Linked DNA regions of Homo sapiens: region 2 is linked to region 1. Evidence: read pairs that join two places in POLR2A ChIA-PET (ENCODE). Cell type or tissue: Caco-2. All regions are shown on one strand. Each heading gives the region's core, and the rest is flanking DNA. Links, peaks and the distances in the headings are about the cores only.

Region 1 (5,000 bases), core at 1-5,000:
CAGCTTCAAGCAGGTCCTTCAGGAGGTATTCCATAAGAAAGTATTGTCATTATAGGAGATGACAGCTTCATGCATGTTTACTGTCCCTGAAGACCTTCCAGTGGGACAAGATGTAGAAGTAGAAGACAGTGATATTGACAATCCTGACCTTGTGTAGGCCTAGGCTAACGTGTGTATGTGTCTTAGTTTTTAACAAAAAACTAAAAGTTGAAAAAAGTTTAATAGAAAAAAGTTTACAGAATAAGGCTACGAAGAAAAAATATTTTTGAACAGCTTGTAAACAAAAATATTTTCTACACAATGTGCTTGTGTTTCAAGGTAAGTATTATTACGAAAGAGTCAAAAGTTAAAAATAAAATTAAGAGTTTATGAAGTTAGAAAGTTGTAGTAAGCTAAGGTTATTTTATTTATTTGTTTGTTTTTTATTTTATTATTATTTTTTTAAATGGAGTCTCACTTTGTCGCCCAGGCTGGAGTGCAGTGGCACAATCTGGGCTCACTGCAGACTCCGCCTCCTGGGTTCAAGCAATTCTCCTGCCTCAGCCTCCCAAGTAGCTGGGATTACAGAAGCCCTACACCACACCCAGCTAATTTTTGTATTTTTAGTACAGATGGGGTTTCATCATGTTGGCCAGGCTGGTCTCAAACTCTGGACCTCAAGTGATCCACCTGCCTTGGCCTCCCAAAGTGCTGGGATTACAGGGTGAGCCACCATGCCTGGGCAAGCTAAGGCTAATTTATTATTAAGGAAATAAAAATATTACTTCCAGTCCTGCAACCTCTACTCATAGGAAGTGCCCTATACAGGTGTACCATTTTGATCTTTTATACTGTATTTTTACTGTACCCTTTCTATGTTTAGATACACAAATACTTACCATATGTTATAGCTGCCTATAGTATACATTATGGTAACATGCCATACAGTCTAGGTGTTTAGTAGGCTATAACATCTATGTTTGTTTAAGTACACAACAAAACCACCTAATGACACGTTTCTCAGAACGTATCCCTGTGGTTAAGCAATACATGACTGTATATTTAAAGCATGTGAAATTATCATCACAATCAAGATAACAAATATTCCCATCATTCCTGAAAATTTTCTCATGTCCCTCTGCAATCTCCCTCTCTCCAAACCTTGTCCTCAGGCAACCACTGATCTTTCTCACACTATAGATTAGTTTGCATTTTATAGAAATATATACAAACAGAATTATAGAATAGGTGTTCCCTTCTGTCTGGCTTCTCTTGTTCAGCATAATCCCTTTGCCTTTATCACTACTTTATTCCTTTTTATTGCTGAATAGTACTTGATTGCATAGAAGGACCACTTTTATCTATTCAACTGTTAGTAGAATACTTCTAGATTTTGGCTATTATAAATAAAACTGCTATGAACATTTGTGTTTAATTAACACCTAATATTAAATCACATTTTAATTAATTTATTTATATATTTTTTAGAGATGGGGTCTGACTGTGTTGCCCGAAATGGAGTACAGCAGCTATTCACAGGCTTGATTAGAGCACACTCAAGCCTCAGCTCAAACAATCCTCCTGCCTCAGCCTCCCATGTAACAGGAACTACAGGTGTGCTGGCCACTGCACCCAGCAACATTTTTAAATTTCACAGATCACCAGGCTAGGTAGGAGCCAGAGGTTTTGCCAACTTGGAGTGAGTAATGTTTGCCTTTTGGTTTTATCTTTCAAGCAGCGGAGCACTAAAATAATTTACAATATGTAAATTATTTCCTTTTATGGTTTGTGCTTTCTGTGGTCTAATAAACTTTGCATATCTCCAAGTTACAAAGATTTTCTCCTATGTCTTCTTCTGGAAATTTTATAGGTATAAGTGTATTTGTTTTTAAGAGACAGGGTCTTGCTATGTTGCCCAGGCTGGAGTGCAGTGGCTATTCACAGGCACACTACCACTACTGATCTACATGGGAGTTTTGACCTCCTCTGTTTCTGACCTGGACCAGTTCATCCTTCCTTAGGCAACCTTGTGGACCTCCTCTCCTGGGAAGTCACGATATTGATGCCGAACTTAAGTGTAGACATCTGATCAGCACGGAGCACTATAGCCCAGAACTCCTGGGCTCAAGTGATCCTTCAACCTCGGCCTCCTGAATAGCTGGAACTACAGGTCCACGCAACAAATTTTACATACAGGACTAAGATCCATTTCAATTTAATTTGTCAGTATGGACAGGATAATGGTTAATACTTTTTATCCCCAATACCAATATCCACTTATACAAAACCGACTTGTTGAAAGACTTTCCCTTTCCCTAGTGGATTAGATTGGCAACTTTGTTGAAAATCAATTGACCACATCTGTGGATCTATTTCTAGCCTCTCTAATATGCTCCATTAATCTATATATCTATCCTTCTGACATTACCAAACTGGCTTGATTACTGCAGCTCTATATTAAGTCTTACAGCTTAAAAAAAAAAAAAAAACAGTTTTCAGCAGCTCTACTCTAAATGCTTTCTTTTCCCATTTCTATATTAATTTTAGAAGTTTGGTCTATCTTAGTTAAACAAGAAAAAGAATTAAAGTCCCAGGGATTAGGCCAGGCGAGGTGGCTCACGTCTGTAATACCAGTATTTTGGGGGACCAAGGTGGGTGGATCACTTGAGGTGAGGCATTTGAGACCAGGCTGGCCAACACGGTGAAACCCCATCTCTACTAAAAATTCAAAAAATTAGCTAGACGTGGTGGCAGGCACCTGTAATCCCAGCTACTCAGGAGGCCGAGGCATGAGAATTGCTTGAACCCGGGAGGCAGAGGTTGCAGTGAGCCAAGATTGTGCAACTGCACTCCAACCTGGGCAACAGATCGAGACTCTGTCTCAAAAAATAAAAAAAGCCCCAGGGATTAGAAGAAAGGATATAAACTGACATTATCTGTAGATGATATGACTATGTGTACTGAAATGTAAAAAGAATCCACGGGCAAATTACTGGAATTCATAAGAGTTTATCAGGGTTTCTGAGTTATGAAATCAAGAGATAATAATGTTGTACTTCTGTATTACCAACAGTTAGAAAACAAAACAGTAATGATACTTCAAACTTACATTGGGCTTATGTTAGGTATCATTTTAAACTCTTCATGTACATGAGCACATTTAATCTTCACAACCCTACCAGTTAAGAACTGTTACACATTACACATAGAAAGAAAGAGAAATGCAGAGTAGTTAAGTAACTTGCCCAAGATTACACAGCTCATAAATAATAGGTCCAGAATCAGAATACAAAAAGTATGGTTCTTAGACACCACACTATGCCATGTAAAATAAAAGTAAAAGTAAGAAGTTCTCAGGAATAGCAGGGCACAGTGGCTCACACCTGTAATCCCAACACTTTGGGAGGCCGAGACAGGTGGATCACGAGGTCAGGAGATCAAGACCATCCTAGCTAAGACGATGAAACCCCATCTCTACTAAAAATACAAAAACCATGGTGGCATGCGCCTGTAGTCCCAGCTTCGGGAGGCTGAGGCAAGAGAATTGCTTGGACCTGGGAGGCAGAGGTTATAGTGAGCCGAGATCATGACACTGCACTCCAGCCTGGGCAACAGAGTGAGACTCTGTCTCAAAAAAAAAAAAAAAAAAGTTCTCAGGAATAAGTGCAACAAAAAATGTGCAAATCTTTAAGGAGAAAAGTCACCCAACTTTACTGAGAGACATGAACAAACATCCAGGCTGCAGTGGCTCACGCTGGTAATCCTAGTGCTTTGGGAAGCAGAGTTTGGAGGATCACTTGAGACCAGGAGTTTTAGACCAATCTAGGTAATACAGAGGGACCCTACCTCTACAAAAAAATTTTTTTTTTAATTAGCAGAGCATGGTGATGTGTGCCTGTGGTCCTGGCTACTCAGGAGGCTGAGGTGGGAGGACTGCCTGAGCCTGGAGGTCGAGGCTGCAGTGAACCATGAGTGCACCACTGCACTTCAGCCTAGGCGACTGAGCAAAACCCTGTCTCAAAAAATAAAAAAATAAAAAAAGTCCAAATGAATGGACAGATGCACAATGTTCAAAGACTGGAAGATTCTATTGTAATGATGTCAATTATCTTCAACTCATTTGTAAATTCAATGTAATCCCAATCAAAACCCCAATAGCTACTGCTGCTGCTTTTTTTTTTGGAACTCAACAAGCTGATCTTAAAATGCTTAAGAAATACAAATGGTCAAGAATTGCCAAGATAGTCTTGAAGAAGAACAAGATAAAAAAGACTTTAGCAGAGATTCAAACTTCTGGTAATGACAAAAGGAGACAACTAGACCATTGTAGCAATGCCCAGAAAAACAAGTCTTGTAAGTACTAAGCTCAGCCGGGCACAGTAGCTCATACCTGTAATCCCAGCACTTTGGGAGGCCGAGGCGGGCAGATCACTTGAGGTCAGGAGTTCAAGACCAGCCTGGCCAACATGGCAAAACCCTGTCTCTACAAAAAATACAAAAAAATTAGCCGGGTGTAGTGGTGCACATCTGTAGTCCCAGCTACTCGCAGGCTGAGGCATGAGAACTGCTTGAACCCAGGAGGCAAAGGCTGCAGCGAGCCCAGATTGTACCACTGCATTCCAGCCTGGGCAGAGCGAGACTCTGCCTCAAAAACACAAACAAACAAAAACTAAAGTTAGTAGTATGTGTTTGCAATTCCGAAACCACTTCTGTGTAATCTAAGATTGAGCAAATAAGTAAACATGTTGAGGCTAATAGGAATCACATTTCTTATTCTTGAAGAGTTACCAATATGTAAAGGGTGCTGGACAGGAATCAGGATTTTCAGTTAAAATTTGTTTTTTAAAACACACACACACACACAGAAACATATATTTATGAAGCAAACATAGACACATGTCCTAGTCATGTCCATTTAGTCATGCCCTATTGTCAATGAGCACATCTAATGTTTAGGTATTGATTTTTAAATACCATTTTCCCCTAAAAGAAACCAGGGCTCATTGAAGAAATGGCTGATT
Region 2 (9,295 bases), core at 3,288-8,287, 180 kb before region 1:
GAAGGCTGAGGCAGGAGAATCACTTGAACCCAGGAGGCGGAGGTGCAGTGAGCCAAGACCACACCATTGCACTCCAGCCTGGGCAACAGAATGAGACTTCGTCTCAAAAAAAAAAAAAAAAAAAAAAAAATCTGAGAAAAGCTTAAAATAGCCATAAGCGTTTGAATGTGACTAACATTTGCTTTGATGCTAAGTGCAGATATTAGAAATGGAAGGTAATGTGCAAGAATAACCAGTAAAGAACATATTTCAAGACACTGGAGAATGGAAGGGACTTCAAATAGCAAGGCCATTTGGGGGAATGGAGTATATCAAAGGAGAGAAACTGGCAGGGGCCAGGTGAAGAAGGGAGCTTATTAAACTGAAATGCCTGGATCATACTTGCATTTTATAAAACTCATGCTGGCAGTGGTATGAAGCAAGGAGACGGGTAGAATAAGAGACAGAAAGATGTGGTAGAAAAGTGATGTTCAGGCAAGAGATGACAAAGTCTGAGCAGTGCAGACAAAGGAGAGGAAAGAATGATTTTAAACAGAATTAAGTTGGTAGAATTGACATGATTTGCTGATGATCTGGATAAGAAGGTAAGAAAGAAGGAAGAGACAAGAACTATTTACAGGTTTCTGTCTTAGCAATGGGAGGCATGGCAATGCTATTTACTGGGACAGATACACAAAGGGAAAAACAAAATGGGGCATTGGAAGACTCACACTCCCTGATTTCAAAATTTACTACAAAACTACAGTAAACAAAACAGTGTGGTAGTGACATAAAGACAGACATATAGGCCAATGGAACAGCATAGAGAACCTAGAAATAAACCCTTGCATATATGTCAAATAATAGTTAACAAGAGTGCCAAGACCATTCAATAGGGAAAAGACAGTTTTTTCAGGCTGGGCACACTGGCTCACACCTGTAATCCCAGTACTTTGGGAGGCTGAGATAGGAGAAGCGCTTAAGCCCAGGAGTTTGAGACCAGCCTGGGCAACACAGGGAGACCCCATCTCTACAAATAATTTTTAAATATTAGCCAGGCATGGTGGTGCACAGCTGTAGTCCCAGCTACTTGAGAGGCTGAGGCAGGAGGATCACCTGAGCCCAGGAGGTCGAGGCTGCAGTGAGCCATGATTGCACCACTGCACTCCAGCCTGGGTGACAAACTGAAACACTGTCTCAAAAAAAAAAAAAGTTTTTTCAACAAATGGTACTAGGAAAACTGGATATCTACATATAAAAGAATGAATATGGACCCTTACCTAATATCATATAAAAAATTAACTCAAAATGGATCAAAAACCTAAATATAAGACCTCAAATTATAAAACTCTTAGAAGACAACAAAAAGCTTCCTGAAACCGGATTTCTCAATGACTTCTTGGATATGACAAGACACAGGCAACAAAAGAAAAAATAGACAGACTGATCATCATCAAAATTTCAAGCTTTTATGCATCTAAGGACACTATGTATAGTAAAAGTGCAACCCACAGAATGGGCGAAAATATTTGCAAATCACGTATTTCACAAGGGATTACAGTAATATCCAGAATGTATGGAGAACTCTTAAAATTTAACAAAAACAAAAACAACCCAATTCAAAAATGAGCAAAGGACTTAAATAGACATTTCTCTAAAGAAGACACACAAATGGCCGATTAGCCCATGAAAACATGGTCAGCATCACTTGTCATTAGGGAAATGCAAACCAAAACCACAATAAGATGCCATCTCATGCTGGGAGTGGTGGCTCATGCCTATAATCCCAGCACTTTGGGAAGCCAAGGCAGGTGGATCGCTTGAGCCCAAGAGTTCAAGACCATCCTGGGAAACATGGCAAAATCCTGTCTCTATGAAAAATGGAAAAATTAGTCGGGTGTGATGGCATGCACCTGTAGTCCCAGCTACTCAGGTGGCTGAGGTGAGAGGATCATCTGACCCCAGGGAGGTCAAGGCTGCAGTGACCTGTGATTGGGCCACTGCACTTCAGCCTGGTAAACAAAGTGAGACCCCATCCCCCACTTCCAAAACAAAAGATGTCACCTCACACCCTACCTTATAATAGGATGCCTATTATAAGAAAAGAAAACAGAAAACAGTAAGTGTTAGCAGGGACATGGACAAATTGGAAGCCCTACGCACTGCTGGTGGGAATGGAAAATGGTATAGCACTATGGAAAACAGTATGGTAGTTCCTCAAAAAATTAAACATAGAATTATCATTTGATCAAGCAATTCCACTTCAGGTATATACACAAAAGAACTGAAAGCAGGGGCTGAAACAGATATTTGCATACCAATGTTCACAGCAGCATTATTCGTAATAGCCAAAAGGTGGAAAATATCCCATTATTCATCCATGAATAAATGAATAAGCAAACGTGGTATACTCATATAATGGAATATTATTCAGTCTTAAAAAGGAAGGAAATTCTGACACATGCCACAACATGGGTGAACCTAGAAGACTTTAGGCTAAATGAAATAAGCCAGTCACAAAAAGAAAATACTGAATGATCCTACTTATATGAGGTACCTAGAGTAGTCAAATTCATAAAGATGGAAAGTAGGGCTGGGCGTGATGGCTCATGCCTGTAATCCCAACACTTTGGGAGGTCAAGGTGGGAGGATCACTTGAGCCTGGGAGTTTGGAACCAGCCTGGGCAACATGGAGAGACTCTATCTCTACAAGAAATAAAAATTAAAAATTAGCCAGTCATGATGGTGCACACCTGTGGTCCAAGTTAACTCAGGCAGCTGAAGCACCAGTATTGTTTGAGCCCCGGGGGTTGAGGCTGCAGTGAGCTATGATCGTGCCACTGCACTCCAGCCTGGGCAACAGAGCAAGACTCTGCCTCAAAAAAAAAAAAGACAGAAAGTAGAATGTTGGTTGCCAAGGGCTGTGGAAGGAAGGAATGGGGAGTCATTTAATGGGTATAAAGTTTGTTCTGCAAGATAAAAAGAGTTTTGGACGCTGGTTGCACAACAATGTGAATGAACTTAATGCCACTGAACTACACTTTAAAATGGTTAAGACAGTAAATTTTATATTGTATATGTTTTATCACAATTAAAAATTAAAATTAAATCACTACTGATTTTATTGTAATTGTCACACAAATACAGTTGAAACCCATGGGAAAGTCATCGCAATTTAAATATGTAGATCCAAATATAAATGTTTTCAAAGCCCTTTCATCTCCTTTAACATCCTAAAGAATAACCACATATTCTTCTGTTCAGCTACATGAAAGAGAGTATCAATGACATCACAGGAAAGTTTCCTATGAACCAGAATTCTTTGTGTGTGTGTGTGTGTGTGTGTGTGAGACAGGGTCTCACTCTGTTGCCCAGGCTGGAGTGCAGTGGCATGATCTCAGCTCAGTGCAACATCTGCCTCCCAGGCTCAAGAAATCTCCTGCCTCAGCCTCCCAAGTAGCTAGGACTATGGGTACATACCACCATGCCTGGCTAATAAACCGGAATTCTTGTCCTAACCTCCAACTTCATTCCCTCTGTTATGAATTAAATGTCTATGCCCCTTGCTCACCACCCAACCCCTGCCCCAAATTCAAATGTCGAAGCCCTAACCTACAATGTGATGGTATTTGGAGGCAGGATCTTTGGGAGAGAAATAGATTCAGAAGAGATTATAAGCCTGGAGCCCTCACGATGGGATAAGTGTCCTAATAAATAGAGGAAGAGCAATCAGAGCTCTCCCCTCCCCACTCCATCCCCACCACGTGAGGACACTGTAAGAAGGCAGCTGTCCACAAGCCAGGAAGAGAGTCCTCACTGGGGAACTGAATCAGCTGGCACCTTGATCTTGGGCTTCCCAGCACAGACTGTGAGAAATAAATGTCTGTTGCCTAAGCTACCCAGTCTACCATATTTCACTATAGCAGCCCAAGTTGACTAATATACCCTCCCCAACCAAAGTCTTAATCTAGGACAGTAGATCTCTGAACCATCTCTAAATTGCACTCATGTTGTACTGCCAGTGTTTTGTCTATGGCTAAAAACTCCAAGTCAGAAACCCCAAGTAATTTTCTAATGAAAAGGCCTTGTCTAAGCTGTAAATACCTTTTTGGTAAGTTCAGGGCAATATATTTCTGGGCTTTAACTTTCCTTTCTTTATTCCTCCATTATTGTCACAAAGCGCTGCTAGACATCTTTGATACTTGAACATTCTTACAAGTAACTATTGGTTTCATAGCAAGCATGTTCATGACACATTACATTTGCATCCCACACAGAATTTAATAGAGTGTCTCAGTTTTAAATATGTGATAAACCTTACACTCAAGATGATAACATACTTTTATCTCAAATTCATCAGTCAAGAGCTGCTTGTATTAGTATTAATATAATCCTTCTAGTTTTCATTACTGGCCCATATGAATTTACAACAAGCTTAGGGTTCTCCTAGGTCAACCATCACAATGGTTCTTCCAGATCTTCCATCCCTGACTGATTAATGCAGCTCCATGATGTTTCCTAATTATCTAATGAATATTGAGTTCCACGTCTCAGGAAAGAACCACTGCTGGAAGAGCTTTCTAAGGACTGTAGAAGGGAAAGTGGGACCTATGCCATAGCTGCGGAAGGGATGTAAGCAAAAAACAGCCGAGTGCTGTGCTTAATCTTCGGCTTCCCAGGAGAATGAGAGAAGCAGCAGCCTGGCAGGGGCACAAGGAAGTTAACAGAGAATCTAGATGTTTCTTTCCAACTTAGACTTCAGCAGTGCAATAGAATGAGGGCATCTGTAAAGCTTAAGAGTAAAAACAAAACCAGGTCAGTCCAAATGTTGATTCAGCAAGGTCCCCAGGTGGTTCAGAATCCATATCATCTGTAAGGGTTTCACCTGTCCCTTCTTCATAAAGGCAAAGTATTCACAAACATTTTGTGATTGTTACATGCAGTGACCCTCTCATATACTTGGAAAATAAATGTTCAAACATTTAAATGTCATACGAAGAAGAAAATACAGAGTTCACAAGAGCTTGGAAAGAAAGATACCTTATTCCATTCACTTGTGATTCGTAATATAATGCAGTAATCACTCCCTCTTTTCAAGGGTGCATTATAATATTCCCCATAGTACAGCCTGTCTCCTATAGGTATCTCCATGGCATCATCTGGAACATCTTTGGCCAGTAGTTCTGCAGCCACGTATCCATCAGCATCAGAGGCGTTGCTAAAGAAGGAGGAAGCGCCTTCAGAATCACAAGAAAATGTGCTTTGGAGGGCCAGGGGAAGCACTAACACCTGATATGAACTGGAAGAAAAAAGGAGAAGTGTCCATCAGACCCTTGCATGGGGAGTTCATTCATTCATTCATATTTATTGAGCACCTGCTATGAGACAAACCTCTTTCTTTGTTTTTTTGTTTTTTGTTTTTTTTGAGATGGAGTCTTGCTCTGTCACTAGGCTGGAGTACAGTGGTGCAATCTCGGCTCACTGCAACCTCCATCTCCCAGGTTCAAGCAATTCTCCTGCCTCAGCCTCCCAAGTAGCTGGGACTACAGGTGCATGCCACCACGCCCAACTAACTTTTGTATTTTTAGTAGAGATGGGGTTTCACCATGTTGGCCAGGCTTGTCTCGATCTCTTGACCTCATGATCCACCCGCCTCGGCCTCCCAGAGTGCTGGGATTACAGGCGTGAGCCACTGCGCCCAGCTGAAATAAGCCTCTTTCTAGGCACTGGAGACACGACACTAGGCAAGAAAAAGTCCGGGCCCATGTGGGATTTACAGTCTGATGGCTCCAACCATCATGGAATTCCAGTTTGAACCTAAAGGGTTAATGCCAGACGACACAGGGCAAGGGACCTCTCCAAGTTCTGGCTGCAGAGAGATGCCAAGTACATCCTCTTTCGCTGGGAGAAGTTGTTGCAAGTATCACTGCCCTGTGTGTGTGTCATAAAATTGACCTGATCAGTGATTTTCACGTGGGCAAATAAAGCCCAACTGTGGAAAGGGTTAGCAGTCACATGGAGACCGAGTGCCTACCACAGTGAATGTACTAAGTCCGGAAAAAAGGCTGCAGACAGTCATGCGGTGACCTGAAACAGAACTCATGTGATTTACATCCCCTACAGTTCATGGGCTGATACCAAAGTTCATGTGAAATAAATGAGACGCCAAGAGTGCAGAGTCACCATGAGTTAATCTAGTCTGACAACACCCTGAAACAGCCAGAACAGTAATATGTCATGTATGCACTGTAAAAACTGTTCCCCAATTGTGGACAGAAAAACACACTAACAAATGGGTATTGTTTTTGTTATGTGTTTCATTATTTGTCCCATCAAATAGAAAGCCTGGCAGTGAAAGGACGTGTGAGAATAAAAATGCACTGAGAATGAATCACACTTCCCTTCTATTCCCATCTATCTGGTACTTAGCTCCTGCCTCTAGTACCATGTTGAGCATCTGCTGTCTCTGTCAGGCTTGATAGCAGGGATCTGAACGACTGACTTGTATTCTTGCAAATCCTTGCACAGTTCTTTGGAAATGATAGCTCCCCAACCCCCGCCCTGCCCCGCCCCTCCGCCACCAGCAATGAATGATTCTTGAGTTGAAATTTCGGAAAAGAGGAAAAGCATACATCAGCGTGAAATATAATTAGGGTAATTTCCAAAACTCATTAGGCCATGTAATTCTATTTTACCAGTAAATTTGAACTTCCTGCTTCACATGTCAAACGCCCTATCTCCTGCTTCCTAAGAGCCCATGAATCACTAGGTTAAGAAGAGGGAGCCCTCCTCCACAGTGGGTGTTGGATATGGAAAGTCTCCCCCCACCAGGTTCCCAAACATCCTAGGTATCCTCAGGGCCCTGATTTTCTTTCTTTTCTTTTCTTTTTTAAGAAGGGAGTCTTGCTCTGCTGCCCAGGCTGGAGTGCAGTGGTGTGATCTCAGCTCACTGCAACCTTTACCTCCCAGGTTCAAGCGATTCTTCTGCTTCAGCCTCCTGAGTAGCCAAGACTACAGGCACTCGCCACTATGCCCGGTTAATTTTTTTTGTATTTTTAGTAGAGATGGTGTTCCACCATGTTGGCCAGGCTGGTCTTGAACTCCTGACCTCTTTAGCTGGGGGAAGTTGTTGCACGTATCACTGCCCTGTGTGCCCACCTCTGCCTCCCAATGGGCTGGGATTACAGGCGTAAGCCACTGTGCCTGGCCCAGGGTCCTGATTTTCATAAAGTCTTGGCTCACTTTCAGCCAAGGGCTTTCTACAAAAGAGATAAAGTAAAACCCACAGGGCAATAAGTTGTCACCACCAGTAAACATTTATTAAGCATCCACTGCCTATGGGGAACACCTGTAACAACAAACTTGCCGGGAGACTTGAAGACATCCCTACATCATAGCCACAGGTAAGAAAGTAAATGTTGCAGCACCTCCATGCGGTCCATAAGTACATCTTTAAATCCCTCTCATCTTTCCATGCAGGTGGTGGTGGTCAAGAGCAAGGTCGAGGCTCACCTGTGCCCATTTGGTTCCGTACATTGCTCACTAGAGGCATCATCGACAGAGTATGAATCAGCTCCCCAATTAGCCTGACCGTAATCACCTGTGTTGCTTGATTATTATACAAATTCCCCGACCTCATACCGACCTACTGAATCGAAATCTCTAGGAGTAGATTCTGGGAATCTGTATCGCTGGTAAAGCTCCCAGGTGATTCCTATAATCTGGCAATGTGGGAGACACGAGCATTAAGGGAACCCAGCAACAGGCTCCATCCTCTGCCTAACATCAGCAACCTCAGCAGAGACTTGGTCCCAGGGACCTTGCTCCATTATGTACCCCAAGACACTGTCCCTAAATGGTGCACAAAGCAGACTCAGGCCTGTCTCACACACTGGCAAAGCTGCTGCCCCCCAGCTCAAACCAGGTAGTCAGGCTTAGGAAAACCACCCTGCCTGCTGGTAATTAGCCATGTGATGTTAAAGAAGCAGCTGTGGCTGTTTGGAATATGACTGTTCTGGAAGGACTTTTCTCCTCTTTTTCACCACCACACTCCCTCGAATGACTCACAGTTCTCCACTTCCTGTTTTGGAGGCGCTGGCCGGCATATAGCCACAAGGGTAAGCTGTCATTTGGCTTTTCTTTTGCATTATGTCATTATTTGACATAAATATCACATTTGTTCTTGCAAATGCTCTCAGGAAGTGACATCACAACTTCTGTTCTCTTTATAATGACAGAATTACAATGCCTTCTGGTAACTTGTCAAGAATCAGAACAATTTATACAATGTCCATCCCTGGAAAGATCTTTGCACATTTACTGAACTTAAATGAATATAAAAGCAGGAAAACCCTAAGTTTTATTATAAATGGATATACAGATAATATCGCCAGACTTTCTTTTTTGTAATTTTATAATATCTCACTTTTTTTTTTTTAACCTTGATTTTACCGAAGGGTCAGCAGAGACAAAGGCAATGTTGGTGAGGCCATGTACATTTTCATCTCCTTGAGCTGGTACTGTGAGCAAGCTGTTCATCTCTCCACGCCAACCTCAATCTTCCTCTCTAAAAAAGGGACTGATGCTACTTTCCTAATCCTGCCATGACCTTTGCAAATAAAACACTTAACTGAACACACTGTAGTCCTCCAACTGAGGTAAATTAATTCCATCCTAATGCCATCTGGAATCCCAGAAGCAGTCATTAATTATACAGTGTCTTGCCTGTAACTCAATACATGAAAAGACAAAAAGATTTACCTAAATGATCTTTTCAGAAACCACTGCACACCCCCCAAGATCAACCTTACATAAAGGGCAACATATTCTGCCTTTGGGAAATGAAACGATGCCCCTGACCCACCATCCATAAAGGATGTACTATGAGACATGAGTGCAAAGGACAATCCTGACATGTCCTAACATGCAACCGACGTTTACCCAGGGACCAAAGGAATGGATGTAATTTCTTGAGCTAAACTGCCCAAATGCTTGTATATAGGGTCCTTTAGAAGTCTCTCTATGTGGCCGGGTGTGGTGGTTCAAGCCTGTAATCCTAGCACTTTGGGAGGTTGAGGCTGGTGGATCACCTGAGGTCAGGAGTTCAAGACCAGCCTGACCAACATGGCAAAACCTCGTCTCAACTAAAAATACAAAAATTAGCCAGGTGTGGTGGTGCACACCTATAATCCCAGCTACTCAGGAGGCAGTGGAAGGAGAATCACTTGCACCCAGCAGGTGGAGGTTGCAGTGAGCTGAGATCGCAACACTGTACTCCGGCCTGTATGATGGGAGTGACACTCCATCTCAAAAAAAT

What was found. Peaks named below come from ENCODE experiments on the same cell type or tissue, not always from the same donor. Only the 100,000 strongest peaks of a DNase experiment are listed, where the experiment ranks them.
Region 2: POLR2A ChIA-PET joins it to region 1 with 5 read pairs; 2 of 35 experiments call an interaction of 5 or more read pairs at or near these places.

What each region holds. Positions count from the first base shown.
Region 1 is chr9:112,240,680-112,245,679 of GRCh38, forward strand. The region is part of intron 7 of PTBP3 (polypyrimidine tract binding protein 3); the gene reads right to left. It also overlaps the pseudogene RN7SL57P. Among named protein-coding and RNA genes, the nearest start is that of SUSD1, 68 kb to the left of the region's middle. In Caco-2, for the core only: no CTCF peak of the experiment used is centred there; no DNase peak of the experiment used is centred there.
Region 2 is chr9:112,053,409-112,062,703 of GRCh38, forward strand. SUSD1 (sushi domain containing 1) reads right to left here. Exons shown (of 17, transcript NM_022486.5): 14 at 5,020-5,278. Among named protein-coding and RNA genes, the nearest start is that of LINC02977, 18 kb to the left of the region's middle. In Caco-2, for the core only: no CTCF peak of the experiment used is centred there; a DNase peak (open chromatin) is centred at 6,030.